Regions from separate parts of the Mus musculus genome. Here regions 2, 3 and 4 are each linked to region 1. A link is a loop called in an ENCODE intact Hi-C map of the cell type or tissue named here. Cell type or tissue: left cerebral cortex. All regions are shown on one strand. Each heading gives the region's core, and the rest is flanking DNA. Links, peaks and the distances in the headings are about the cores only.

What was found. Peaks named below come from ENCODE experiments on the same cell type or tissue, not always from the same donor. Only the 100,000 strongest peaks of a DNase experiment are listed, where the experiment ranks them.
Region 2: a loop joins it to region 1, with 2.5 times the contacts of the local background. A loop is called at or near these places in 4 of 42 quality-filtered maps.
Region 3: a loop joins it to region 1, with 6 times the contacts of the local background. A loop is called at or near these places in 5 of 42 quality-filtered maps.
Region 4: a loop joins it to region 1, with 3 times the contacts of the local background. A loop is called at or near these places in 4 of 42 quality-filtered maps.

What each region holds. Positions count from the first base shown.
Region 1 is chr3:66,742,540-66,750,370 of GRCm38, forward strand. No RefSeq gene overlaps it. Among named protein-coding and RNA genes, the nearest start is that of Shox2, 240 kb to the right of the region's middle. In left cerebral cortex, for the core only: no CTCF peak of the experiment used is centred there; DNase peaks (open chromatin) are centred at 3,847 and 4,470.
Region 2 is chr3:66,961,228-66,969,058 of GRCm38, forward strand. No RefSeq gene overlaps it. Among named protein-coding and RNA genes, the nearest start is that of Shox2, 17 kb to the right of the region's middle. In left cerebral cortex, for the core only: no CTCF peak of the experiment used is centred there; no DNase peak of the experiment used is centred there.
Region 3 is chr3:66,971,096-66,978,250 of GRCm38, forward strand. Shox2 (short stature homeobox 2) reads right to left here. Exons shown (of 5, transcript NM_001302357.1): 2 at 7,091-7,155; 3 at 4,758-4,815; 4 at 4,349-4,437; 5 at 628-2,812. The coding sequence ends at 2,555. Among named protein-coding and RNA genes, the nearest start is that of Shox2, 7.1 kb to the right of the region's middle. In left cerebral cortex, for the core only: no CTCF peak of the experiment used is centred there; DNase peaks (open chromatin) are centred at 5,897 and 6,460.
Region 4 is chr3:66,980,198-66,988,028 of GRCm38, forward strand. Shox2 (short stature homeobox 2) reads right to left here and starts at 1,574. Exons shown (of 5, transcript NM_001302357.1): 1 at 1,014-1,574. The coding sequence starts at 1,359. It overlaps Rsrc1 (arginine/serine-rich coiled-coil 1), which reads left to right and starts at 5,465. Exons shown (of 10, transcript NM_025822.4): 1 at 5,465-5,609. In left cerebral cortex, for the core only: no CTCF peak of the experiment used is centred there; DNase peaks (open chromatin) are centred at 1,357, 2,028 and 2,596; H3K4me3 peaks cover 223 bases.

The DNA.
Region 1 (7,831 bases), core at 2,726-5,225:
CACTCAGAATTTAGAAAAATAATTAAGTACATGTATCATATAGTGTATCAAATGGCGTTTGTAAGGACATTCCACAATAAAATATGTTAATATCTTACAGAAAATGTATGTTTGCACTAACTAGTAGGTAAAGCCTCACAAGAGTCTTTTGCCCACTCATGGCTCATCTATCCTCCTGATTTGGGTCAAATTTTGAGGCCAAAGATTATGAAGAAAATTATTATACACTCGGAGTATTTTTTGAGTTTCTGAATTGCATACTAAAGATTGGATTTGTATGTAAAACATTATTAGAGAGACTTCAGAAGACTGTGATATGTGATACATCATCAGTAATGCCCAGACAATGCTTTGAACACAATATGATAAATACATAGTTATCCTTCATTCTCATTCACTCCATCCCAATTGCCTGCCTCACGAGAGGATACATTTTTATGCCCAGAGATTCAAAACTATTTAGAAAGCTATAACTTACTAATTGGCTAGTGTTTGTCCATCATTCACAGTGAGCTCTGTTGGTGAATTTGCTCATTCAGTCCTCACAGCAATGCTAATGTGTAAGTGCTGTGCTTGGTTTCATTTCACAAATGAGGACACTAAGGCCAGAGAGATTGAGACCTCATGCAAGGTCGCACTATAGGGTAAGAACACCAGCACAAGATCTTTGGTGCCAGAGCCTGAGAGACTTTTGTTTTTGTTTTTGTTGTTTTTTCGGGTTTGTTTGTTTGTTTGTTTGGTAAGTGATTTTTATCAAGGGATATTGAATTGAACACTAAAGTGGGTTTGTGATGAAAGCTAATTTCTTTACCTAAAATCCTAGCCAAACGATGGCCAAGAAAAGGGCAGTACCAGTGTGCAGATGGGTTTGTGGGAGGTGAAGAGAAGAGGAAACAGTCCTCAGAAGGGCAGACACAGGAGCAGGGCAGGGCAAAATTAAGTCACATGGACAGAGAGATCAGGAGTACCATGGCTTCTAGAGATGAGCCCAAAGGTAGGAGGGGGAACTGGAAGGAGAAACAGGAGTCATTTTCTTGTACATCTCACTCATATATTTTTTTCTTAAGAGGATAAAATGCTCTGGCTCATAGCAAGTATACAATGTTTAACTGGTGTCTTGCCAGTGTTTGCTGTCCTGGAGGCACTAGGAACCAAAAAGAAAAAGAAAAAACAAATTAGACCATCCTTATACTAAAAGATCTCACAATTTCCCATGTAGCACAAACAAATGTGTGCAAAAATATATCCACTGTCATGTATTCATTCAAAACATAATATCTACCGTCCCCCAGGCCTAGGAACAATGTAAAATCAAGAGTTGTAGGTGTCAAGCAGAAACACACCCACCTACCAGGGATCCAGGTAGGTCTATAAAGGCTTTGGGTGAAGGACCAGAACTGGTAGAGTTTAAGAGACGTGTGCGGGCCTGTGAGGATATTTCAGCTTTCTGTCTATGCAGGCACTTGGTCTGGGAAGTTAGTGCCAGCAACTCAGACCTGATTTAAATAAGGTCCAAATACAGGAACTTTCAGTGTTTAAATATTGGCAGCAAATCTTAACTTTTTTTAAAAAATATCTTGCATCTTAACAAAGCACAGATCTGCAAGCCGCCACATTGTCACCTAAAAATAATCACAACAGAACCTCACTGCTCACCTTTGCCCCATCCTGTCATTCTACATAAGTCCCTCCCCCGTCCAGAGGCCCCTCCTCAACCAAGCCATGTGCTCCACCCTCTTTCTCGCCCCATCTTTTACTCCTAGCCAGTCTGTCTGTTTCCTTCCAAAGAGCCTGGTCCAAAGGCCTTCGCCACGGCCCCTATAAATCCTTCCTGCGTTTCATCATGGCAGTCTGCTGCATACCTGTTTTTCTCACTCAGACGAGAGGAAATAAAAAACTAATTTTACAGAACTCAATCCAGCTGGTTAAGGAGAAACAAAACCATATAATCCACAGATTAGTCCTTCATAAGGTGGGGCTTGTGGCTTTTCATATGTGTTCCTCTTTTCCCACCAGCAAGTTTATTACCCCATGGAGCCAGATCTATTCTCCTCACAAAAATTTATGGTTATTTTGAGTTTTTAACTGTCCTCTTCCATACATCTAATCCCTTATTCCTTTGAAGTTGGGAAAGCCTGCACCAGGCTCTTTCGTGGACTGGGATCCATTATGAGCTGTAAGGTCAGTGATCGCGTGTAAGCAATCAGAAAATATAAATTGCATGTGCACACACACATACCCTGTGTGTATAAAACTTTCTAAGTGTTACTTCTATGAAGATCTGTTGGCAAAGATAACTTCTGTAGGTTTGTCATCCAACCTCAAAAGATGTTTTCATTTTTAGAAAAGCTCAGGCTTTTGTTGCAAAGATACGAGACATCATAAAAACGATTGGAGGTGACTGGCCAGTCTTTTGTTATATCTCTAAACATAAGACAAACAATAACGTAGGGGCTTTTTTTTTCCTTTTATTTTTTTTTTTAAAGAACTCAATATTAGTCACAGTAAGCCTGAACATATGGGAATAGGTGCGGGCTGGGGAGGAGGAGGGGAAAGCCGCTCACAGTTTTTTTTTGAACCTTTAAAACTGGAAAAATATGTGTCCCTGCTTTCTGTATATGCACATAATGTAAAATTTCATCAACCACAATATTTTAAAAGACAGAAATCATGAGATATATCACATCTAAATGGAAATATCATCTAAGGAAGGCACCATTTATCAACATCACTTTGAAATGCGGTGGAGGATCTGATGGCATTATGTAGATCTCAAATATCTATGGGTGAATGAAATTGGGTAACCTTAGCAACCCCAGGTACATCCATGCAGCTATAAATCAAATGTCAGCACTCGGAGCTATGCACAAAATAAAGAAATAATTCTTTGAAATATTCATAACGCCATGCAGTGTATTATTTTGTAAGTCTGTCCCCATTATGCATTTTTGAATCTAACTTAAAAAAATAGATATAACATTTGCATAAATCACCACCCCCACCTATCCCACCCACCCATCAACCCACCAACTGACATCCATACTAGCTAGAAAGAGGCAAACCTGCTCTGTGGTCTAGTGGCCACAGCAAAATTCTGCTTCTTGTGTATGAGAAAGAAATTTTACACACAGGCAGCTAGTCTGACAGCAACCCAAATGGTTCTATATTGATTATTCCATTAAAAAAATAACAACTAAATAAGACATGAGAATCTGGCTGAGAGTGTCTCGAGGTGGGTACATTTTTGTATGTGTGAAAATAGGGTGTGCAACTGTTCACACACTAAAACTGGAAGAGAATTGCTTTAAAAAAAATAAATAAATTCTCCCTGGCAAGGAAATACATGAGTCTTCTGAGCCTGTCGATAAGAAATTGTGACTCGTGACACAAAATATTTTCGTTTTATTTATACCTGAGATTTCTTTTCTTACATCATTTCACTTATTGGGAGGGATTTTTAGATAAGTACAGTTATTAATAGCACATTTTTAAAGTTCTGCTTCTGCCCTTGTCCCGAACTTGTACCACAGCGCCTGCACACCATAGCACCTGTGATGGGTTCCAAATCCTTGAGATGGTACAAGCTGTGACAGAGGACTCAGTGTGGTTCTAAGTCACACAGTAACACTACACTATTTTTTTTAAGACTGTGACACTCATAGGGTGGCCAGTGGTTTGCTATAAAAGTTTTACAAACATGGTCAACCTAAACTCCAACAGGGCCAAGTGGTATAACGGCTCAGGTACACTCTGAGGTGACTGCTGTAGGAAACCTTGCTCTTCCTGCACAATTAGTGGAGTCGAGTGTCATTTTATAAATGAGCGTTCTTCCTGTCTGACACACTGAATGTTGCAGCACCAAATGAGGAAGGCTTTTACACCAGAAATTAAACAAGCCATTCGGAGGAAAAGCACCCCGTTTGTCCTCGATCTATTATTTTCCAAGTTGCCATACACCTCAGCTGTATTAATTGTTCTGGACGATAGCACATGCTTCAATGAAAATAAATTACTTTATTTCTATTACGCCACTAATGGCTGCGCCGACTTAATTTCATTAGCTCGGACCTGTTGAGAGTGTTCAGATTTCCATAGCAGGACGCACTTAAAATGAAAAGATCCTTTCGATTCTCAATTAACAGAATCACTCTCTTTCAACTGAAATGAATGTTATTGAAACCAATTAGCATAGACTGGAAAATCTCTCGCTAATGAGGGGAGTGTGGGTTTGTAAACAGCAATGAAAAGATGAAATTAGAGGAGAGCCTCTTCTCATTGGCCTGAATAATTACATGCTTAGTTGCCTAATTGTCTGGCGGAAGGCACCGCAGTGATAGTAACAGATTGCCATGTTCATTAGGCGGCAAAAGGCCACCTGCTGCTCCGCTTCATTTTCCTGCCGTCGATACACACGTGTTTATCCCTGGGGATTGATATTTGGACACAACACTAGCTGGGAGAAGCAAATGAGCTTGCCAATATGCTGCAATATTGTGTCCTTTATGCCAAGATACGGAAGCTTAATGTGTCAAATAGAATGAATAAAGCCAACAGTGATAACGAAGTTTATGAGGAGACTGACCTCCGAGCAGGCTGGGTGTACAAGTGTAAACTGTGTCGAGCTCAGCCTCTCGGTACAGATGTTTTCTTCTGGCCTGAGCGGCTCCAAATTATATAGTACAAAAGATAAATTACAACGGTTAGGGCCTCGGCGATATCTTAGACAATGCGGTAATGAAAGCATGCGATGTCACTGGTAGAATTGAAAACAAATGTTCGGTCCTCAAGGCAGAGTGTTAGTGGAACAGCCTTGTTCCTATCGCCTCGCCTCGGTGTGGACACATCAAAGAAAGGTCCCTTTGTTCCTCAGCTAGCCTCCCGCGAAGCTCCCTTGATTTCTTCATTGTTGGTCTACGCTTGTTTTCGTGCATCCTCCACTGGCCTGGGCCATCCATTACACATGGTCCAAAGTTCCTCTACCACCCTGAGGTTTCACGGTCCACAGGCTACGACAGGGAAACACAGAGTGCTTGGGTTTTGTTTGTGATGTCAACCTTTTGTATACATCATCATTTTCATACCTGGCTATATTGGAAGGGGCTTCAATCACTTAAGGCTTCCCCTAATAAAATGAGAATTTCCTTTAAAAAAAAAATGAGTTCAGGAAAGTTGGCAAGGGCCTCCCTTCTGCACTCGCCACAGCCGCACCTTGAGTCAGTCTGAGAATGACTGAGTAATGAGGCACCTGGACCAGCTGCGTGCCAGAAATGCAAACCTTCAGCTCTCAGTCTAAACGGGGTGCAGACAGGCCCACCTTCTGCTTTTCAGGTCTGCTTCTATTAGTTTCCAACATTTAAAAACACAAGATTTAACTTTAAGAGCCTCATACCCAGCTTTCCTGAGCCTTCCTGAGGACTTGAAACCACCAACCCCGAGACAATGTAGTGGATATCATTAGTCATGAGTTTGCTACAGTCCCCACCATCCCCTTTTATAACCCCAACAGCCAGGTACAGGATCAGTTGCCATTTCCTATCATTGTACTATACATTTTTTATTTTAACATAATATCTTACTTATTCTTCCAAAATTTCATACACATGTTCAATGGATTTTGATCATATTAACCTCCCACTCCTCCATTCCATCTCCTCTCAAATTTGACCCCTATCCCATGTTCACAAAAAATGCAATAACTCCTAATACCAATATTGGTTCCAAATGTGAGGCATTGCTCAAATAAATAATAGATTTTTCTGAGGAAATAGTCATCTTGGGATTGAAGGTATGGCTTAGAGGTAAAGAGTTTGTCTAATTTGTGAAAGGTCCTGGGTTGGATCTCAGCATCAAAACAACAACAACAACAACAACAACAACAACAACAACAACCATGTTCTAGCCAGCCTGTCTCACTTGTTGATGTTACCTACCTGCTTTGCTTCTGCAGGCCTTGCTGTTGCTGTTCTGCATGAAGTCTTACCTCTTGCTTTCAAAACAGACAAGGGTCATAATGACAAAGAGGAGGAGGAAGAGAAGGAGGAGGAGGAAGAATAAAAGGAAGAACTGAAAATCAGAGAGCCAAGATAAGCAGGAAGTGCATTCCAAGGTCTCCATCAATAGTCTTCCTCTCTGCAAGACTACCTGTCATGCAACACAGAACACTGAGAATCCTAGCCTCAAGGCACATATTCAGATGCACACACTGACAATCACAAAAGAGACATAAGACACCTCAATGTGTATATACAGCATCAATGGCGAGCCTGTTCTACTAATTACCCACTATGGGCATCAGCAGAGGTGCGGAAGCTGGCAAAGGGGAAGGAATCAGCCAAGAGCAAACAGGGTAAATGAGGGCTTCCCAGACCCTTTTAATTTGAGAAAGAAACGGAAATTGAAATTTTGGCATCTGTTGAAACAGCGATCATCCTGGTGGAATCAAGAATCTCACAAAGGCTGCTTGCAGAAATCAACTGTCATGTGCATTTCAGCAAATGATGACATGAGGGAGCCGGGCATGGGGAAGCAGTCCTGTGGCAAATCCAAGTCCTGGATGAGGCCCGGGGCCTGCATAGAATCATCTAGAAGCCTATGCTTTCTAGTCAGGGATCCCAAATTTAATAATCCCTTCCAACCTATCAATCAATTAACACTTGCTGTGTGATTCCAGTATGGATGGACATATGTCAGAGCTGGTTAAAATGAATAAAGAGAACCGGCTGGAGACAGTCCACAAGAGGATTAGAGCCAAAGATGCCCAGCCTTGGTTGTCTCACTCAGCTCCATGTTGTTCCAAATTCTGCCAAGGTGCATTGAAAACTCTTCAAAAATACACTCCTTCGAATTACTTAATCACATGCTTCCCCCCAGATCTCTTATTCATGTATAGAGTGTTCATTCTCAACAACAGTAATTGAAAAATGTAAAATGTGAAAGGCACATTTTCACTATCCTTCCTGCCATCTATTATGATTTTGCTGTCTGGCTTGCAGCCCTGTAGCAGCCCACATGTAGGGGCCCCTCCTCCCACAATTCCATCATTCCCTGGAGATGCTACGGAACCTTGGTGCGGATGCAGCTTTCCTCCTTCCTGTGGAACCTCTCAGCACTTCTAGCCCACCCCGATTCCTGTGGGTAAGCCCCAGATATCTAGAAACACCCTCTACCTGAAACTCCCAGTGGCCACAGCAGACATGGACTCGTGTAATTAACTTTCAGTCTCCCCCTGGTCCTCCATTATGGTCTCTTCTGTCTCACCGTCAGCCTTCAAGCAACCTGCTTGCAGATGTCCGTCCTACCTCATCTCTATTTGCTGGAGACTCCACCTCTTGGTACAGACCCAGGGTCCTCCTTGCCTGTCTTCTCTGTCTGTCCAGATTATTTGTTGTTTTACTACTGTCTGTTTTCAGGAGCCCCTCCTCCCACCACACCCCCAGCTCCCTGGAGATCCTGCCTCTAGGTGTAGACAGAATCCCCTTAAGTCTTTCCCAAAGCCTCCAGGGTCTTTGCTCCTAACCTATCTCTATTTTTCTCTGCTACCTACCAACCTACAGAAGCACCCTGAACTAAGGAACATGCAGTCGCCTCGATTTCAAAACATCCAGAGAGGACAACAGAGACCAAGGAATGTAATTCTAAGGATGACAAGACTACATATCAACATCTAGAATCACCTTCATCATCATGACTCCAGATGCTTGGACACCAGAACAAATGTTAACAGTCAACACAATCTGCCCCCTCTTCCAGAACCTAGTAAACCTACTACAGTGGGCCCTGAGGAATGTAATATAGCACAGGGTAAGGTCTTCAAAACAGCAACCACGGATAT
Region 2 (7,831 bases), core at 2,387-4,886, 220 kb after region 1:
AGAAATGTGTCTTATCATAAACTGTTCTACTTAATTTTTCCCTATATTTTATTTGTAATAAAAATTATGTTTCCTAGCTTCTTCATTAGACAATGCCAAATAGCCTTTGGCTAGCTCTAAACCTAAACTCATTCTCAAAAAAAAGTTGATATATTTTTATCAACTTAGGAAATACAGCGTAACATAAATATAAGGTTTCCATACAAAAATTGTACTGTGTGCGTGTCCCTACCGTGGGACTCTTAGGATACCATAGAAACTAAGCAATGATCCTTGCTCTCAAGGCATGCCCACTCAAGCATGTGACTAGTTATAGGATAGTATAATGATGCTCTTGTAGATATATATGCTGAGAATTCTACAACAGCACACAGGGGATCTCGCTGGCTCAGCTTAAGAATGCATAGAAAGAAAATCCAGTGCTGAAACTTGAGCTAAAACATCCAGAGGAAACCCAAGAAATGATGTTCTAGCAGAAACAAAATGTTGTAACTGTCTAGTACTTGGGATCCGACATTAGCTCCCTAAAGGAGGGATGAGGTGCTGGTCAGCGTTAGCTAATGAAACCGGGGTGTAGGAGTGCAGAGTCAAGAAGAGCACCACAAAGTTCAATTATGAGCACCAAAGAGCTTGAATTTAATTCTCTAAGCACTTCGGAGGCTGTGAAATGGGAGAGTGCACATCTGTGACTGGAAGAATATAACTAGGAGTCAGGAGAGAAATAATAGGTTTGTGAAAGGAGAAACTGGACCATGGGAAGTATCTACATGGTTATTATAGTGCCCTCTGATCAAGTGTCAGCCTCCACCACTCCACTAATGGACCTTACAGTGGTAAGGTCTCTGTGGTCAGTTTTGGAGCCTTATTGCTTCTCCCTTGATACATTGGTTTTTTCAATTGACTTCCAGTAAAGTCTGTTCTTTCAGTTTCTCCATGCCTTATCTGGTCCTCTCTAGATGCTGTCTGCTCTCCTCAAGCTCTTCGTGATGTATCAGCCCAGGGCCCCACTCCTCATCTCTTTTTCTCTTCTCTCTGCTGACTTTTTGAGTTACACTACACCTCACAGCAGTGAGTACTAAATCTTAAACAATTCAAGTGCTCACCAGTGTGAGAGTAGGGACCTAAATGGACATCTGGACCCACTGGGATGTATCAAAGCAGTCCAAGGAATTACAGGGAGTTGCAAAAATTGTGAGCCAGAATTTGTGGTGCATGACTGTAATCCCAGCATTTAGGAACACTGAAGCAGAAAGATTGCTAAACAGTTGAGGTCATCCTGGTCTACTTGGTGAGTTCGATGGCTCCCTGGGCTAGATAGGAAGATTCTGTTACAAGCAATAGAACAAACTTGTGATGTATAAGAATAGAAAGTAAACCTAGGATGGTAAAAGAAGGGTATCTGTAAGAGCACAGGAGAGTCAGAGAGAAACAGGAGCAGAAAACGCTGGGATTTGGATATGATTCAAAGATGTCAGTAAAATATTTAGCAAGCTATGAGAGGAAAAGTAGGAGCAGAGAAAGCATTCAGTGGTTAAGAGCACTAAATGCTCTTGCAGAAGACCTGGGTTCAATTCCCAGCACCCAAGAAGACTTTACAACTCTCAGGTCAGGGGATTCAATGCCCTCATTTGACATCCACAAGCATGCATGTGGTATATATTCATACATGCAGGCAAAACACTCATACACATAAAATAAAAATAAGTAAATATTTTAGCTGGATATGATTGCAGGATTGGGAGAAAAAGGCATATAGATTTCTATAACCTCAAAGACAACCTGGTCTACACAGTGAGTTCCAGGAGAGCCAGGGCTACATAGTCAGCCCCTGTCTTGTAAAACAAACTAAGAAAACAAAATTACAAATAAACAAAAGAAGAAAAATTCAACACAATGAAGACAAGTATGATATTTATTTATTTATTTATTTATTTACATACATACATACATACATACATACATATACATGATTAAAAATACTCAGCTAAGCCAGAGAGGTGACTCAGAGGTTAAGAGCACTGGCTGTTCTTCCAGAGAACCCAGGTCCAATTCCCAGTGTCTACATAGCAACTAGCAGCTGTCTTTAACTCAAATTCCAGGGGATCTGACAAACTCACAAAGACACACATATAGGCAAAACCCAACGCCCATAAAATAAAAATAAATAAATCACTTTAAATAAAGAAATGCTCAGATATAATGTAGGAGGTAAAAAACAACAACAGCGGGGAAAAAAACAAAAAACAAACAAACAAAAAAACAAGCACTGCTGAATAATACTGAAAAACTAAGTATTTCTGAGTAGTCTTAAAAAAGCAAGTATGGCTGAGTAGTGCTGAGTCTCTTTAAAGTGAGAGTTAACTCTTAGTCCATTTCCTGAACATGTGCTCCCAGAAGAAGACTCCAACAGTAGCTACTGCTCACCTTCTAAAGCCAATCACACCAGTTTTTCCAATAGACATTCTCGATGCCCCATCTTCCTTTCACTATCTTAGTTAGCTTCTAGAACCTGCCGTGTAGCACTTGTTCAGATGCTCGCCAAGAACTTGGAATTCCATTCATATAATTATGTCTCCCTCCTCGGATTTAGGTATATATTTTTATTGTTTCATTTAGCTTTTTAATTATCTTTGGTGAACATTGAACTAAAGGCTTTGGACACACAAAGCATGCATTATACCACTGAGATGTAGTTCCTAGCCTCTCTCCTTAGATTTAAAGGAAAGTTTAATATATGATTTTACACACACACACACACACACACACACACACATGTCTTCTGTGAATCAAGTAAATGCTGCCCAGATCATTCCATGGATTGTTCCCTATTAAAGTACGCTTGCATCTGGGGATATTTAGATGCTGTACAACTGGACATACAGGAGTCTCTAAAATGTATCCTTCTTGATTGACTCCTTCTCTCAACTCTTTCTGCATTTGCAACTTGCCCTGCCTCCCCATCCCCACCTCAGGTCAACCAGACCTTCTGTTTACTTAGACTCCCAAGGATGCCAGACTTTCAGGGGAGGTCAGGAAAGGGGAGTCTGGCAGATTGGAGCAGAAAGGTGAAAAGGCCCTTAAGGCAGTGATACCTGTGTGGTTGTGCACAGTCAGACTCCTGGAATGAGTACCTCAAAAGAAAGGACAGAGGGTTGTCTGTGTGGTGTGTGACGTGGGAAGCTTCTCAAGATGAAAGCATGAGAACTAGTCATAAAGTGGCCAGGCAAGGAAAAATACCTCACTGTTCTCCTAAGCACGGAAGACCTGGCAAGGGCGAACCATGTGGGATGGTGTTTGGTTGACTTTTCTCCTTTTTTATTAGCTCTCATTTCAAGCTGTTGAAAAGTGTAGCCCTTGCGCCCACTGAACTACTGTTTTTCTCACTGGGCACCTGGTTTGGTGGGATGAGAAGAATGGGGGTGGGAGGGAGGTGGCAAGAAACTGTGGAACGGAAGAAGAGAAAGCACACTCTCCTCACTGACTGTATCACTAACCTCAAAGTTCTACGTACTGTCCTGCCATGCCTACTGGACTAGAGAGCACGGTAGCCCTGGTAAACAGAGTTCATGACATAGGAGGAGGAAATCGGAGCTGGGCACAGTTCCCCTGCTTTATCATAGAGACAACTGCAAACATTCTAGAAATGAATTTCCACTCTGCCTGTCAGGGGTTATTTATTCTAATTTCCCACCCTGCTCTTGGAAAACTACAAAAAAAAAAGGGGGGGACCAATCACCCTCTGAGTTGGTCAGAGCCTCATTTGTTCTCAATGAGGAGTCACACATGGGCACACAACTCACCACCAGCACAACTGGTGCTGACGATTAACCCAGATCAATAGTCTCAACAGAAAAGGTCAAAGGTCCAATGGGCTCTGGGAACCCCAGACCACATTACTCTCCACCTTGACCAGCTTGACAGACAAGCTCAATTGCTCTGGCCCTTTCTGTGGGTTAGCAAAGAACTTTGAGCTTGAAGCAAACATTCCTTCCTTTCGTTAATGCTAATAGCAGAAGTAAATAATAAGCAGAACGAGAATGAGACAGAACAAAGGCTCTCGTGGCTGACTCTTTTTATAAAGGAATAAACATTACTTTGCATATTTTCACTACTGACTTCATTTTACAGTAATGAAGGCTTTATAAAAATGCCTCTATATGGTACATGGAGGGTTGTATGCCTGAGAGAATACTTTAGGGTGTGGCAAGGCATCCCAGGTCCAACTTTTGGAGGACTCTCACTATTGAACAGACACAATTTACACATTTTTTTAAAAAAGTAGGCATATATATATATATATATATATATATATATATATACACACACACACATATATATGTGTGTGTGTGTATACATATATTGATATACATACATACTTAATTCAAAATCTCCTTATATTTCTTTTTCAAAGGAGTGGTTATGTTTTTAAGTCAGGTTCTCACATGGTAGCTGAGGCTGGCCTGGAACTTGATATGTAACTAAGGATGGCCTGGAACTTACAGTAATGCTTCTGCCCCATCTACATAGTGCTAGAATGACAGGTGTGAGCCACCATGCCTTGCTCTATATTATTTTTTGATTATGTGTTATAAGACATCGCTATATATTTTGTGTCTTAAAACAATTTAAATTGGCCCAGTCATGGTAGCCTATGCCTTTAATCCCAGCACTCAGGAGGCAGAGGCAAACAGATCTTTGTGAGGTTGAGGCTAACATATTCCACGTAGAGAGTTCCAGGCTAGCCAGGCCTATGCTGTAATGACCTGTATCAAAACAAAGCATAACAAACAAACAAATCAACAACCAATCCAAATCAGTTGCATTACAATCCTGTGGTTTAGGAGCCTGGCACAGATCTCGTTGTACTAAAATCAGGAGTAAGGAGAACGGATGCAGTCCTAGATCGCTGAAGAAATGGCTTCCCATCTTCCCACCTGCACTCCTTAGTATTCTCCCACACTTACAATTCCTGCATCTCTGCTCCTTGGACTTCCTCCTTCTGCTTCTGAGTGCCCTTGCTAGCCCTATTTTAAGGTCAATTTATTCACAAATTTCCTTCCACTGCAACCTTAACTTTCCCCTTGCTAGGTAGCTCCACATAGATGTAGACAGGAATTAGGAAGTGGATGTCTTCACCAGCTGTTCTTATTCATTCTTTCTTACAGTCATGGGGGACCGGCTTCCTTCTCTCCAAAACTTTCCACCTCACTTCTTCCCTCTGAAAAGTGACTACTGCGTAAGACCAATTATAATAGACATTACATAAGCCTTAAAAGAAATGCAACTGCTGACAAGTGAGAATTTCAGTAAACCTATTGTACATGAGACAGATAATTATATTTTAAACCAGTAATGCCAGCAAACATAATGCAAAACAATGCTGCACGAGTTCTGAACATTTGGATAGATTGATAGACCTTTTAAAAATCAGTTTTAAGGGCAGTTTATTTTCTTCTTCGTTTCCACTGAAGCATACAAAATGTATTCAATAAATATGTAGCAGAAGGACAATCAATCTAATATCGAAGTGACTACAGAGTTAATGCCAGGACTTGATTTGTGTGCTGACATTCCAGAGTATAGAAGACTGAAGGTCAGAGGCTCTGGAGAAACTCCGCATAAAGAAATCCTCAAGCTCCTATGTACAAAGAAAGAACCAGCTTCATGCATCACAAAGGGGAAGATCTAAAATCAGAACTACTCCTTTTTTTTTTTAAAGAAGTTTGACAAGATTTGAAGTAAGCTTTATTCCAAACTCCAGAGCAGATGACATCATGCACATAATCAATATTCATAGTAAGGAAATAAAATAGATATGCATTACTATGTCCCCCCAATTTCCTAATGTATCTTTAACTATAAACAGGATAATTTAAAGTCTTTGTATGTAATAATACAGAAGGGTAAATAACATAAGTATCGTAGAGATGGGAAATTGTTGAAACCCACTGTGTACTAAGCAAGCGATACATTTCACCATATTAAACCCTGCAACAATCTGAAAGATGTGTGTTAGAGAATATGAACAGGACATAGGTTCTAGGAAGAAAAATTATTTAACATTTCACATCTAAATCCTTGCCTCTAAAGATTAGCTGATAACATACTGACTCACCAAAAAAGATGTATGAAATAGTTCTTTGAGCACTACATAGAACTATATAAAACAAGGAGTGATGTCAATAATATAATTAAATGTTGGAATTAAAAAGGGGTCCTTTTTAATTTAGTCTACAGTAAGGACTCAACAAATCTTTACAGTAGTAAGTAAATGCTCCTTGCTTAGTGTTATACGTTTTCAAACTTCTTTTAAATATCCTTATTCGGCAGGCTTTGCATCTTTTGGGCATTTAGCTGCTAATGCTCTACAAATCTGGGCAGCCAAGGAAAACGCAGATGGTCCCATGGAACACAAACCACAGCAACATATGGTATACATTTACTTCTAACAAAGTGTGCTTCTTAACCTCTGGGTGTCCCTCCACCATTCCTTTATAAGGCTACTCATTCCTAAGGAAAGTTCAGTTTGCAGAAGTGGGGCAATGAACCCCACATGTGCTGTGTGGCCCTTCAGATGTACAGAAAATGTCGGAATACCTGTAAGCAAGTGCATTTAACACCCTCTTCCTGGCAGTACCTTATGTATCAATAAGCTGTCTTCCCAGACAGTAAGCCCCATGAGGGCAAGTGCCACACCTGATCTCCTATCTGTCATATATGTGTATGTGTGTGTGTATATATATACATATATATATGTAAACTTTATAAATTGCTCTTGTACATACGTTGTCTCCTACTTACATTGTGACATGATGTCACATGTTCCAGAGAAGGCTTATGGAGGCTAAGCAATTACCTAAAATCACAAACTAGCACATAAAAGTCTTCCTTTGGTCACAAAAGGAAAGTCTTGTCTGCTTGTCTTGCATGACTTTATTTTCTTCTAAAGTTTTCAGTGTAATGGTCACTGTTTATTCATTTCTTTATAAAAACAATTCTTCTTAAGTGCTTAGTGTACATATTGTATGGCTCTGATCTAAGGACTTTATAATTAACCTGGTTAATCCTCTTGGCTACTTCATGAGACAGATGCTGTTTGTATTCCCATTCCCTGCTAAGGAAACTAAGGAACAGAAAGAAAAACTGACCTAAAATCATAGGGTTGGTCAATAGCAGGCTCGAATCCCGGAAGTGAGGTTCCTGGGTCAACCTCATCAACCACAAACTATTCTGCTTCAGTAAGGGTGAAGGGAGATCCTTGCCTGTGAGCAGTACGTTCAAATTGAAAAAGAAAGAAAAGAAGAGAAAACGGTGCTTACTCTTCTCTTTGTGGTTTATTCGATTATATTTTAAATCCTTTCCTCGTGTCAATAGAACTCCATGTAAGTACTATATATACAAGTTCTCATGCACTGAAGGCATATGCGGTGGTTACCTTGACTGGCACATAAAATACCCCAAACAAAATGCTGGAAGACTCGACGTTTTTTCCTTCATTTCGTTCATGAATTAGGGACACGAGCAGATTGCCTAGATATCAGAAGTGTTGTATGCTCACATCTGTATGCTTTACAGATTTTCATATTTCTTACATAAGGATATCCCATCTGATATATTTAAGTGTTCACTCTATACCTGTATACCTGAGCTTAAGAATTATCTAATCTTTTTTTTTTTTTCTCTTTCATTTTGGACTACTTTTTCTTCAGGCACAATTAAAGCACTTGCTTTCAATATAATGTTTAACACATTTTATGTTTGTATGCTTTTATTTCAATTGTCTTAAAAACATGCTAGCAAACATCCAAACATATTGTAAAGACTTAAAATT
Region 3 (7,155 bases), core at 4,608-7,107, 230 kb after region 1:
CATCCTGTGTGTGCGCGCGCGCACACACACACCATGCCCCTCCCCGCCTTTACACAAATTGGCAGGCAAGAGCCCATCTTCGGAGATTTTGGAAGAGAGCGATTAATGCCAAATAGGACTGAGAAGGGGGGCGGGGAGGGGGATGCTTTGTTTCTCAACGCATCTCCTGCCCTGAGTCTACTTCCAAACCAGCAGCTCCAGGAAGTTATGCGATCTGCGATCGATTGTTGATAATACCATATATAACAAGCCCAGAGGCAGTTGCGTGACCACTATTTTCTTTCTCCCAAAATGATCCAAACAAACTTTAAGGATGAAAGCGTAGCAAAGTGAAGGAGAAAAGTCTTGGGCAGGGGATTTTAGTCTTTGTTGTTTTCCTAATCTGTTCCTTTTTGTTGGTTAGCATAATCTGGGCTCCATAGTAGGTATTTAAATGTGAGGTGGAAGGAGATGCCCTCAGTGCTAGGAATCCACAGGGCCACCTTTTCAGTATTCCTTGGCTACTTTCACTTAAGAGCAGTGTAGCGCTGGGGGCGGGGGGGGGGAGAATATGAGAGAGAAAATATGAGAGAGAGAATATGAGAGAGAGAGAGAATATATGAATATATCACCAAAAAGGAAAAAGGAAAGAGTATCCCGGATATTTTAATAGTAACAAGAACAAAGATGACGCGCACCCCATCAAATGAAACAATACTATTTTCATTCAATTGTCTTAGGTTAATAACTTGGCACTTATTTAAAAGGTTTAACAGAAGTGGAGCTGAAACATTTTGTACTGACAACACGTCATAACAGCATCTTCTTTCGTTTAAAATAACTTAATACACTAGAAAAAATATGGCAAATATAAATAATTTTGTTTTCATGGAGAACAAATAGTTACAAAGCTCAAACGCATACCAAAGTTCAGTAAGAAGAGCTTTTCCTCTTTCATGTAAATTAAAGGGGGTTCTAAAGAGGCTTGCTAGAGAATTGGGGCTACAGGTTGCTTAGCCCAAGGTATCCCTGTTTAAATAGCTACATGAATTGAAACAAAAACAAAGATTACTTGAATAGATACACTTTTGTGAGATAAAATGCAAATGTTGAAAGTCAACCATTAGTTCACACATTATAGCCAAAATAAACTTTGTTCGTGTTTATCAACATATTATACACAAACCTAGTGTCTGTACCTAGCTGGGTATCGTTTAAGGTGAATTTGACAGGATAGAGAGGAGGGGTGGGGTGGGAATAAAGCATTGTCCTCAAATAGGACTTAAACTAGCAAGAGGGAATTCACGAAAAGGTAGAGAACAGATAAAGCGCCTATCACGATGCCCTGCAGTGTACCTTCGTGACTTCATTTGCTCTTCTCTTTTCTTTGCCCATATTTCCTAACAGCCTCCGTGTTCTTGGAAGACTCAGAGTGTATTTTACTCCCTTATGACACTTTTTTTTTCCCTTTGCCCCTTGGGATCAAAGGCCGGACAAATTATATATGGATTCACATCAATTTCCAGACGCTTTTCATACTGAGAATGAAAGTGTAGTGAGTGCACGTGAGAGTGGGAGGGGAGGGGACACCATCAATGGAATACTAGTAACATGCAAACCAGAATTGACTGTCAGCAGTCTGGACAGTTCTGCCATAATGTAAATTTCTCAGAGGAATCACTGTCTGTGGTATCGCTTTTTCTTTTCTTTTCTTTCTTTTTTGTATGAACGTCCTTTTTTCCCTCCTCGTTTTCACACTGTCTTCCCTCTTCTTGCTCTTCCATACATGGTGTTTTAAAACTCAAAGCATCAGATTCAACGTAAAAGGAGGCCCGCCTCTCTTATCAAATGTCTCCTATTAAAGTGAACTTCGCAGAAAAAGGTCAGCTTCAAAACCTGTGAACTTCCCAGCTGCGCTTTTTTTCCATCTTAATTCTTTAAATAAGTATACCTCTTCCTTCTGTTTTGTTTTCTTGGACCATTAAAAAAAAAACATACATTTTAGTTGGTAAATCCCTCCCTCCCCCTTTCTCTCAAGATTCATCCAGGTTATTTTTCCGTATTTTTATGTACAAAATAATTTTAAGAATTGTTTTTGCTTCGTCGTTCTCTCTCTAATTCCAGCCAAATAGCAATATGAAACAAGCTCCCTTTCTCGTTTTCTTTCTAGTTTGTTCTCTATTCTTTTTTGTTTTTGCTCATTTGCTGTTAGCAAGATTTTATTCCTATGAACGAGTCCATCGCCGCAGCTGTGGCGCTATCCACTTCTCACTGTGGCCACACTCCTTTGTCCAGTCTCTATCCAGACTTCCCCAAACCCGCTCCTACAAAGCCGAATTTTAGTCCCAAGGGCGGGTGGGCAGGAGCCCCTGGGCTGGTGGCCCTCGTGGGATCCCGGGTCCAGCGCAGAGTCCCGCCCTGGGGATCCAGGGTGCAGAAAGAAAAGGCGGCAGTCAGCGGGGAAGGGACAGGCCTGGGCGACGGTCAGAAGCGGGTGCGGGAGAAGCCGGTCGCGGAGGGCGTGCAGGATCGCGCCGCTTAGGAGGCTCCACCGACCGTGGCGCTGGCGCCGGCGTCACAGACCCAGGGCGGCCGCGTGCTTTTTAGCTTTCAGTCTGAGATCCGCGATGCTGGAGTTCTTGCTGGTGGTCTTGGCGGCGGCGGCAGCGGCCACCACCGAGGCGGCCGAGGCCGAGTCCGCGGCCAGCGTGGCCAGCGGCAGTCCGAAGGGCGGTGCCGGGAACATCATGTAAGGCGCGTGCGCGGCCAGGTGCGGATGCAGGTGGTGGTGCGCGTGCGCCACGGCGCTGTCCAGCTGCAGCTGCGCCTGAACCTGAAAGGACAAGGGCGTCACGTTGCAATGACTATCCTAGGGTGACAACAGAATAGAAACAGAACATTAAAGGCGTCCAGCTTGGCTATGGGGAGAATTGGGGTGCGCGACAGGGAAGCAACATTTGGCAAAGTATCTGTTTGGAGAAGGACGTTATAGGCTTTTTGCTAAATCTGGAACACCACATTGGTACTCTAGTGTCCCATCTCTACCCTCAGATCATGACGAGCATGTTTCCTTGGGTTTCTAGTCCCTGACTGCAAGAATGAGGTGGTCCCTTCGGGGACTGCGTGGGTGAATACGTGATCTTGATGTAGCCCCATGGATCACCCACCTCATCATCTTGGAGAGGTTGGGGTTAAGGACTGCCATCCTCTCCTGTCTTTGTCACATACCCCTGGACACACTACTAAAACAAAAATATATAACTTTTTCTTGTCGTTTAGGGGAGCTATTGAATCTGCAGGTCTTAACTTTTCCTGCTGTAGGGATCATGTTTAAATACAGATTCTGAGTCAGTAGGTCTAGTGTGTTGGGACTCAGACTAGGTTTCTAACCACCTTCTAGGTGAGGCTGATTTTGCTGGCCTGAAGATCTCTACCTTCTTAGGTAGGGCCAGTTTCCTAGTAAGTTCTGGCTCTCTTTCTTTCTACAACTATCCTCCTTTCAAGTTCCTTTCCAACAAGATCCAAGAGTCCTGTAGTGAGGGAGTCCTGGGCTCTAACTCTAATACTCAATAGATAAGAATCACCTGAAGTCTCCCCACTCCGGAGTACTGGTGACTGAGAGCTCATCTATGACATTACAGTCTTGGTGAGTAAGGATGTCTGCTGAAGATGGGTACGGTCAGACAGTTGCTAGCAAAGGAAAGGATTTTGCCCTCTAGCTTAGAGAGTGGGGACTTCAGAACACTGGGATTCCCTAGGATTACATCATTGCTGCAGGCTTTCCTTTTAAAACGTTATTCTAAAGACTTTTTTTTTCCCCCTCAGAAATGGATTTCTGAGATAGGACAGCCAGCCCTGGGAAGACCAAGTCTTCCCTCTTTATTAGAGATGAAACTTTTTTGTTGTTGTTGTTTATTTTTTAGGATAGCTTTTTAAAAATAAGTCTGAATTGAGAATAGTTGCATTTATTTTTCTTCTGCCAGAGTCACTTAATGTGACTAAGGGATTAAAAAAAAACTATCTAGAATGACTATTTAGAGGATTGCTTTTATAACACCCTTGGACCAGCCTCTGTATTGGATTTGATCCCAATCAAACGCTGTTTCTCCCTCTCCCCAGGTGCCATCGTAAATGCAGTTTTTAAAGGACAGGTTGCTCCCCTCAGGCTCCTATGAAGACAGAAAGGACTAAATATTCAAGGCCTTGACACTGTATAGGTTTTTTAAAGGGGAGTGGGTGCTCTATATAGTCTTGAAATTGGTTCTTCAATTGAAGCAAAGAAACAGGGTCTGTTCAGCAGTCTAAACAAACATCCAGACCTTTTTACACTTAAAAAAAAAAAAAAAGCTTGTAGCTAGGTTGTACTTGCCTGCTGAAATGGCATCCTTAAAGCACCTACGTTGACATAGGGTGCAACTCTACAAGCTTCAAACTGGCTAGCGGCTCCTATAAGGACACCTATAAAAGCAAACAAAAAAAAAAAAACAAAAACAAAAACAAAAAAGGGAGATGAAACATGAGATGTGAGGTAAACATTTCTAAAATAATTTCCAAGGTGCCAAGTGGTAGCAAGTCATTTCTGGACTGTCATTTTTCTAAGTTATTGTGATAGTTAAAATAAGTTGAAGTTTGCTTCTAAGTAGTAGAACTTTCATTAACTGCCCAGAAATTTTTCTTAAATCATGTCCCATTGTCATCCTTAGGATGTTCTTTGTCTTAGTTATAGCTATACCCCAAACCCACTTCTACTTAATGATAAAATGAATTATGAGATATACCTTTGTGAAGTTGATTTTCCTGTTTTCTACACTTAGCTCTTCGATTTTGAAACCAAACCTAAAAGTTGAGGAAAAAAAAACCATAAACTGTGATATTTCAAAACATCTTAAATTATAGTAGTACAATGGGGGGGGGCAGTGTTTGGGAAAGTCTTGGGAAATAAAAAACAAATGTTAAATTGTACAAACTAGCTTCACTTTTCAAAATAAAAATGTAAATCAAGAAATACAAAATAAAATAAAAACAAAATAGAAAGATTTCCTAGACTCGTTTTAAGGTAAATTGTTCCTTGATAAATTACTACTAGTTCCGGTTTCATCTTTCCACATTACAGAGTCCCAGGGGTCCAAAACACTCCCTGGTACCTGACACCAATGTGATAATGGGTTTAAATGTTTACCCAGTTAAGACCCAAGAAGAATAGACTCAGTAATAGCCTGTAATATTAATTAGCTTCATCTTGAAGAAAAGCAAACAGTAAAGCAAATAATGACTCTTATTTTGGTGGGGGAAGGGACATGGGGGTGGTAATTAGTGTCATAAAAGCCTCACTACAAAGAAGTTTAGACTTTCTCTGTCCCTCTGTGCAGCAGAGTGTAACACAGTGACAGAATAATTGTGCCATTATCATGATAATCTAATTTGCTCCTATAGAAAAAGCCACTGCTTGGGACAGTAGGAAAGATTCCAGGAAATAGCTCCTATAACTTAAATGAAAGTATAAGGAGGGGAAAAAAAAGAGCAGTAATAAACTTCATTTTTAAAAAAAGAGTGTGCCACAAAAAGGAGATGCATCAAGTAAACCCTGGATATGATCTTCTTAAATAACTTGCCAACTTTTCAAATCAGTGTGACAGATTTTTTTTAAATTCAAATAAGGCTCCAATAATACAGTTTCCACAATACAGCATATTGATTGATTCACAAATTAATGTTTAAAAAAACCATGAAAGGAAAATATTACTTCAGAGCCTTTTTCTGGTAAGTTTTTGAAATCAAGTGCCACAGTCAATGTAAATCTTCAAAAATCCTCCTGATATTGAGTATAATAGAAGGGTGGATTTCATGCCAGGGTGGCATCCTTTGTGTGACTCACATGGCCTGAGGCTTCTTGACTCTTTTTTCCCCCCTAGAAGAGTTGGAATGGAGATACTATTACTCACGGCTGCAATAATTATCACGGTTTTAAGGGGTTGCGGAGTCTCTAGAGAGCTCAGCACAGGCTGCAAAGCAGAACAGGCTTAAAAAGGGAAGGCTCTAGGATTGACGTCGTGATGACCAAGGCGGCCTATTATTATTTTTTCTCTGTCCACTTTACTGCTCTGTTTTTTCCCCCTGATCCTATTACAAGATGCGGGGAAGCCCCATAAGAATTGTGCATAGTTCCTTACAGATGGTGGTCTCTCCGCCCAGAGACCCAGGGAGTATCTGTTACAGCGATACTTTGTAACAGCTGCAGATGTTCTAGCCTAAAACTGCTCCATGTGTTCAAACAAATAATGACCATCATTTTCTCCCAATTTTATTATTTGAGCGGAAATACAATCTGAAACGTTTAAATTTGTTCCCTATAAAGCTGGAAGGATATGTATGTGTGTTTATAATTCCTCCTTTAGATTATCCTCAACCCCACCAATAATGAAAAAAGCTGCAGTTCTGACCCCAAGTGATATTCTGAAGGCCAGGCTTTGCAAACATCAATAATACGATGTGTATGTTGTTTTAAAATGGAGTTTTCATGGGTTCAGGTTCTTTGCGTTGGTTAAGTGGAGGAACAAAGGGTGGGCAAACATATTCTATGCCCTCTGTTTCTCGCTCAGTTAGAGACCGATCCGCTAGCAGTACACTGTAAATTTTTGCACTTAACAGATGCTAATTTTCTTTATAGTCTGTACATCCATAAACCTAATTGGTATATCCGTTTGGCAAACCTAGACCCTCAACGAAACCCAACTCCAGAGAGCAAAATACTCGTTGTAACTTTTAAGGCTTCAGAGATAAAACGTTTTCTATGGCATTTTTTTTAAGGCTTATAAAAGTAGGCCCATTAGGATTAAACCACATTAAAGACAGCGAGGGGCTAGGGGGGTGTGGTTAATAGAAACTCTGGGAGCAAGCCCAGCACAGCTTTCTTTTTCAGCGAACATATGTTGGCTTAGGAGTGAAAGGGGCTACGGGATCAAAACCCATTTTAGAAAATAAGATCTTTAGAAAAGATGTCCCCCCCCTTTTTTTTTCATCTCACACCAGACACCTGCAGCTTCCCCGCAAACATTAGGTATAGCACTCTGACTTTCAGGACCCAGCCTCCACCTCCTCGCAATGGGGGTACCTGTACTCGGGCCTCAGAGAGCCCCAGTCGCTGGCTCAATTCCTCGCGCATGAAAGCGTCTGGAT
Region 4 (7,831 bases), core at 255-2,754, 240 kb after region 1:
GTTGATTAATAGACTTAATATAATGTCTCTTTCGCCCCCAACTTTCCACTTAATGGCCTAAACAGGAACAGACCGTGTTATAAACAAGTTAATTGCTTGCTTAAATTTGTGATTCTACGCATGCCACATATTTTCTTAATTGGAAAAATATGGCAGCACACCAGTTACTGCAGTACCGAGTGCCAAATTAATTTTTAACTTTGAGTTGATGGACGCTTCACCGGTTAGATAAAGCCTTTTTCTAACACTGCTCTCTCCAAAAGTCTCTCTCTCTCTCTCTCTCTCTCTCTCTCTCTCTCTCTCTCTCTCTCTCTCTCCATCTCTTTCTCTCTCTCTCCTAAAGTACTGCACGATTCTAGCCAGTAAAGAAATTGTGTATGTAGTGTCCTCGTCGTCGTCCCCCACCCTCTACTCCTCAATTCCTCCACCGAGAGGGAATCACCTTGGCCTGGACCTTTGGCTGGCTCCTACCTTAACTGTTCAGTAAGAATGTGAAGTTTGGTCCCCAAGATCCGGAGATTTGGGGGCTTTGCAGAGTTACAGTGGTTTTGATGGCAAATCTAAAGAAGGGCAATGTCGTGTGGCTCTCCTCTTTCTCTCCCCTCCCCTTCTCTCCTTTAGGCTTAGGAAAGGGGTTCTGGCAAACTCGGGACTACGGGCTAGTTACAACCGGCCTCCTAGTGAGCCCCTGCCGCACCCCTTCTCGCCGCGGGCCACACAAACTTCGCCGTCCCGCAGCGCGGCCCCATCCTCCCGCTCGCGAAAAACATATTTCGGTGCAACCGGAGCGACAGAGAAGGGTGCGCGAAACCCCACGCCCTCCCCCACGCGAGGACCCCACCCACGACGGAGCAGTCTGGCCTCCTACCCCTCCACTATCCCGGTATCTCCCAAAGCTGGGGTCCAGGGCCCTCTGCGATGCCGCCCTCCTCCCGCTCGGGTCCCGGGTCCTCTCCCGCCCCGAGGATAAGGGAAGGCAGTAAGGGGAACCGCGGCCGGGGGCAGGCCGTTACCCTCCGTCAGCCGCGGGCTGCCGGGCTCCCTGCTCCGCTCCGCGGCTCCCATGTCCAGCTCCCGGACGGGAGAGCGCCCTCCTCCAGCTCCTCCGCCTGCTCCTCCTCCTCCAGCACCTCCTCCGCCTCCTCCGCCTCCGCCTCCGCCTCCTCCCGCGCCGCCGCCTCCGCCGGCCGCCCGGACTGCCGGGCTGCTGCGGTCGTCGCGGCCCGGCTCGACGCAACCGGGCTCTTTGGCCCCGCGCAGCGGCCCGCTCTCTAGCACCTCCCGGTACGTGATGGCCTCCTTCTTCTCCTTCACTTTCTGGTCAAAAGACTTGGAGACGAACGCCGTAAGTTCTTCCATCGCGGCCGCTGCCGCCGCCGGTCAACCTCGCGCTCAAGCTCTCCCTGCCGAGCCCCGCTCTTTTTTTCCTCCTTCTTTTTTTACTGCTCCAGCCCCCCCAATAATAACACATCAATGGGGCAGGGGGATGGGGGAGGAGAGGGAGGAGGAGGAAGAAGAAAAAGAGGAGAAGAAAGAAGAGGAGAAGTAGAAGGAGAAAAAGAAGTAAGAGGAGGAGGAGGACGAGGAGGAGGAGGAGGAAGGAGGGGGTAAAGGGGGAGAGGGGGGAGGAGGGAAGGGGCGGGGGCCGCCAGAGGGAAATGGGAACTGATGCTTCCCTGCCGGAGTGCGCGTGTTCAATGTTAAGATCTTTGACAATTCTTCCTGCGGAGAGTTCAGATCTGATAGCGACGCAGCTCTTGAAGTCTCACTATTTATACTTCCTAAAGGCGGGCCTCTTGTTCTGAGTAAATTACCTCCCCTCGCAACTCCTAGTGAACCCCTTCGCGGGTAGCAGGAGCGCCACTACCTGGGGTGGGGAGGAGAGGGAGTGGGGACGAGAGAGAGAGAGAGAGAGAGAGAGAGAGAGAGAGAGAGAGAGAGAGAGAGAGAGAGAGAGAGAGAGAATATGAATATGAATATTGAGGATGGAGGATCCAGGCTGGAGTCCACCGGGCTGGAGAGGGAGGGCAAGCAGGGGACCAGAGGGGGCGGGGAGAGGAGGCAGGTCCTCAGCGGTCGGGTTTTCTGATAGCCTCGGCCGCTGGTGCTCTTGGCCATTAATCCAGGATTGACAAGAATCCCTAATTAATTTAATTAAGCGTGGATTTTGCGTTGGTGTCACGACTTAGTAAAACACTGGGGAACTGGATAGACTTCTCGGAGGCGGGGCCAAGAGGAAACTGACAAGTGCATTGCAATCAGAGTCAGTGGGTATCCTCAGAGAGTACCCGACCCTACAGCCTCGCTCTGGGTGGGCATCCCAACTGCTCGACCCTACAATGATGACCCCTGGTCTCTGGCCCAGTATCGGGCTCTCTATGGTTAATAGGCCTAGCAACCATTCCAGTATTCCGTTCCTGCACCCTTTCTTGCTCCAAGCCGCTGCAGCTGCACAGCGGTGCATCCGGTCTTCACGCGCCTGCTGCGAATGGGGCTTCATTGCAGCACCTCGGAAGGCTTCACCTCCTTTTAGGATCTTCCGAACGCGCAGCCAGCCTCACTGAGTACTGGTCCCTGTAATTCACTCTACTACTTTGGAGTCAAAGCTGACTCCCATAAAGACACATCCCGCTAGAAGGGGTTGGTCGATTTAACTTGTTTCCTGAGCAGCTGTTCTCTGCCAGATTCGGTCTTAAGGTATTTTCTTACAGCCCGGTCAGGCGCAGTTCCATTTCGATTTTCTCTATGAGGTCTAAGGGTTCTTACTCCTTTTCCTAACAACTCCCTGCACCCTGCCCTTAATTATTTAGCATCTTGGGGGGCATTCTAGTTCGATTTCCTAATTCTGAAAAACAAAAGATGACTACTTTTTGAGTTCTGCGGAAAAAATTACCGATGTTGCTTGTCGCTCGACTAATTTTTGTTTACCGTGGACTGTGAAAAAAAGACTCACTCTTTGGAGGGGGGAAAACAACTCTCTTTCTGATTTATAACTTAAAAACTGTATATTTGACAATTATTTTATAAAAACTCTTAATTATATGGGGGGGGGGGACATGACTGTCTCCTCTAAGCCACGGCTTGCTGTGTGATTTGTAGCTATGCAAATACTTATTTGCTCACACAAAAGAATGTTTACATATGAAATGTTACATTTACTTGAATATGTAAACAAATATACCTCTTTAAGTGGCAGTTTGGGGGGGCATTTTCAGTATACTGAATATTAATGAGTTTTGTTTGATGTTAAAAGATAATGTTTTCGTTCTCTTGGATCCAGTACTCAGTAAAAATGAAAGCAGTTACAGGCCATTAATATGTATATCTTCTACTTATTGATTAGAACAACAAAACACACTTAGCCAATAATTTCAGAAGTTCTACCCAAACAACCTAAAACATTGGTAAAGAGAACACAGAATTGTGGTACATAATGTATTCTCAGTCGAGAATTTAAGTGTAATTTAAGACGTTCCATAACTTCTTGTAATACTAACTACATTGCACATTTAAAGGACATGAAAATAAAGCTTATTAGAAATGTTGCTTTACTTTTTCTTTGACATTATCCTTCCTTCTAGAAACATTTCCCACCCTGCTTTTAGGACAAAGGCATACCTTTACATGGTTAACAGCGATTGCATTAAACATTTAGGTATTATTGAAGTACATGAACTCTTGCTTTTATTATTTCACAAGACTCAAAACCTTACTGCTTCCTAACTTCTATGAATTTAGGAGCAATGTCACATTGAGCATCGGTCTGCTATCTGTAACACTGTAATTCCGGAGAATAATCACAGAATTTTACTCTTTTGTGAAACTGTTTAAAAAAGATCATTTAGTAATGGGATCCACTAAGTTGACATGGTGTTTCAGTAGCTTTCAACCTCTATGACGAAATACATATTCGTAAACACCTCCCAAATAGCCCCTGCTAGAAGCCTGGTAAGAGATCAGGAGACCCCCAGACGCTTCTTCATCCTTTTAACCACAGGACTTAAATACAAACGCTTATGCCATCTTCTGTACTAGAAGGATGACCACTTTAAAGGTAACCAGAGAAAGATCAGGCATGACTATCCTGTAATTTGAACCAATAGATTTCTCTATTATTTCATCTTCTTGACTCATTCTAACTATAGGGGTGGTAGATGAAGCAATGATAAATCTCCAGTGTCTGACTCCCATTTGTGTAAAGGAAGTTTAATTTAAAATTTTTATTAGCATATAATTGTATGGTTTTCTTTATGAACTTTTCACATATGGAAACATACACCTCTTCTGTTAGCCTCTTATATCCCCCCCCCCATTCCCTTCCTCGCCATCCCCAATAGTCCCTCTTTTAGGAAGTTTCAGTTTTAAGAAATTAAAAGTTTGGAAATTGTATTAATAAAAGCTATGAAGTATGATGTTTCACCAAACAGCAAATATTTTCCTGAGAAAAGACATTTCAAAGCCTTTATTTTATTTTATTTTATTTTATTTTACTTTGTCAAAGTTTTGAAAGGAACATTGACTTTAAAACTCAGGAGACAGCCTATGGACAGATACAAAAATAATCAGGACCCCCCCCCCCCAAGAGTTCCCCCAGTTTTTGAATTATTTAAAACAAACATGTAGTGTTGTGGTTTTGTTTTAAAAGAGTCCCTCAAAACTGGCTAGTTAAGGTCCAGTTACTTTCCAGGAATAAACCTATACTGGAAGTGAGTTCCATCTCAAATCTCTGTGGAAATCTGAACCTTAGTATCTAGCTAACAGTAGGCCTGAATCCAAGTTAATATTTTATATATCTCCTCATTTTTGTTTCCTTATACTAAATCATGAAAGAAAAGTCATACAAGGAAAATATTGTATATTACAGAAAATGCCACGTTTCTTTAATTTCGGTAATAGAAGCTTCTTTCTTTCTTTCTTTCTTTCTTTCTTTCTTTCTTATAAATCTACCCATTTACTTTCTCTTCTAGAGGAACCTTCTCCTATCGGGCAGATTTCTTCCTCCTATCTAACAGTTTCTTTAATAGGAGAAACTAATTGCTTCCAATCCGTGAATGCCTTCACCTTCATGGCAGGAAAAAAAAAAAAAACCCACCGATTTTAATGTATTTTTTTGCAAATAAATCATTACAGTTTAATCACACACGACTCTATGCAGACACACTCCCATGATTTATTATTGTTGGGCGAATTTCCACCTCGCTCAACAGGAACTAACCAATTTTGCTCTACGCGGATGTCTTAAACATAACTTCTTACGATGTAGATGTTTGCTGATTATCTGTGACGATAACGGCGAATACTAAGGCAGTAACATCCCATAGTACCACCTTTATTGCTTTTGGAGAATAAGAAAATCCAATTATGCAAACACGCAAAACAAACATTAAACAAAAAATTGGCGGCATGACAATCCACTCGCTCGGCATTCCTAATGGTCCAGCAGCCTGCATCGACGCACTCGACAGCTCGGCTGAAGCTGCCTGGTGCTGGAACCAGGAAGGCGCTGAGCTTAAATTGAAGCAAGTTCTGAGGACGCCGGTGGCGCCGTGGTTAGAAGAGGGGGTTCCAGGTCCCCACGTCGGGAGGTGCGAACCCGAAGGTCGAGCCAGGTGATGCCGGCGTCCAGAGCTTGGGGGCGGCGCCCGCGAAGGAGGCGTAGCGAGGCCCAGCTCTGCGGGAGGCGGCGTGGGGCCTGGCGCAGTCTGTGGCCAGGAGCTCGCCGAGGGTTGGGCCTGGGCCCGCGGCGTGCGGTTTGTAGCCGTGCGCATGCGCCCCGCACCTTGCAGGGTCCCAGCCTGCTGGCTCTGGGCGAGGGGGTCGCCGGAGTGGTCGCGGGTGGCGAGCGGCCGCAGGCCCCAGGCTTGGCCTACAGTGTGGAGTTGATGTGGAGAGGTAGCCCCCAGTCCGCGGGTCCCGCGGGTCCTCGATCGCCGTTCCTCGGATTCCCAGTTGTCCTTCCTTTTTAGCCAGGTTCACTCTCACCTCCTCCAGGTAGTCGGAGCGAGGGGGAGGCTGTGGCTAAGTGTGCACGGAATCCCCACCCCTTCTCCTGTCTATCGGATGCTTGTTGGCTGGAGAGAGAATACATGGTTAGACAGACCCTTCCTGTCTTGACATATACACACATCACTTTAAACAGTCTGTGAATTTACCTTCTAGACTTTTGGTCATGTGACCAGATAGTTAACTCCTGAACTCATTCACCTTTCTCAGGAGTTACAATGGATGTTGTCTGCCCTCGATTTTAGGTTATTATTAATGTAATTTCTGAGTTGTATTTAAAATGTTTATTGAGGGGGGGGGGAAAGCTCTAGATTTGCCAGCAGCCCAGTTTTGTCCCTACTAAGTACTAGGTTGTTAAATAAATTCACACATCATGTGCTGGCATATGAAGGTATTCGAGTTGTCATCTTTGAACTTAGATGTAAAAGCTCCCAGTGAAGTAGCTACGTAGAGTTTTCAGGTTTTAAGGAGTGGAGCAGATGTGACAGGTACAACCATGTGGGGAAAGCAGCTCTCCTTTGAGAGCTTCTCCAGTCTTAGAGTTTATGAATATTCACTTTCTTTGCAGACAAAGGAGATTTCTTGCTAAGTGGTAGCACTTTATGACTGTATGTTCAATAAGAAGGCTAAAAATGTCTGAAGCTGAAAAAGACAAAGGCAGCTGGCACTTGTCTGTTAATTGGCCTCGATGACCCAGTCTCTACATATTCAGCGTGGAGAGTTGTGATGTGAATTGGTTGTCATAGGGTTGTTGTAGTGCATTTACAGATAACTTTCTTCTGGTTTCACTCCCAGAATATGGGAAGGAAGTCCTGTGATTTGTTAGTTTAAAAAGAGACACTAAATAATCTACAGAACGTTGTTGCAACAGTAGTTTTTTTTCTAATTGAAAATAATGTTATTTGTATACGATACATTCTGTTTTTTGTTCTTTGTTTTTCCAGACAGGGTTTCTCTGTATAGCCCTGGCTGTCCTGGACTCACTCTGTAGACCAGGCTGGCCTCGAACTCAGAAATCCTCCTGCCTCTGCCTCCCGAGTGCTGGGATCAAAGGCGTGTGCCACCACGCCCGGCTGTATACAATATATTCTGATGATGGTTTTCCCTCATCTCCCAAACTAACAAATAAAGAAAAAGGAAACTAAGAAAGCATGAGAAATGTGTACACACACACAAACCATAATATACAAGCAAAAGATCGGTATGGTTTACAAAAATGACCAAACAAAGCAATATGAGAAAAAAAAAAAAAAGTTTCCAAAAAGATCTCTGTGTTTGTTTTATGTTGGCCATCTACTGCAGGAGATGGAGCCTGCCCTTAAGTGTGGTTTGTGTACCCTTGGGAACTAATTGTTCCTTTTCCAGCAATTGTTGATTGGAGATGACTTCTTGTTGGGGATGGGAGCGCTTCTGGAGCACTCCAACCTCGATGCTGGTATCCTTTCTGGTTTGGACCTGTGTGGGCCCTGTACATGTGTCATAGCGTCTGAGTTCATCATATGTCAGTCTTAACAGTGGTGTTTTGACAGAATTCTTTTTCTTTTGAATTTTGCCTTGTTATATCTGAATTTTTGCCTCTGTTCTTACAATTCCTTTGGATGGTTCTCTGTTTCTGGATTCCATAGTATGTTAAATAGTGTTCACCCTAGTTTTACTTTTTGTTTTGTTTTGTTTTGTTTTTTCCAGTGTCTCTGGCAGCCCAAGGGTGATCTTGAACTTGCTGTGTAGCCTGATGAGATTGTAGGCATGTGCCACCACACTCGGCCATTTTACTTTTCTACCTTTTATTGAGGAGGGGGCATGTACCCAGGATCAAAGATTCTGTTTT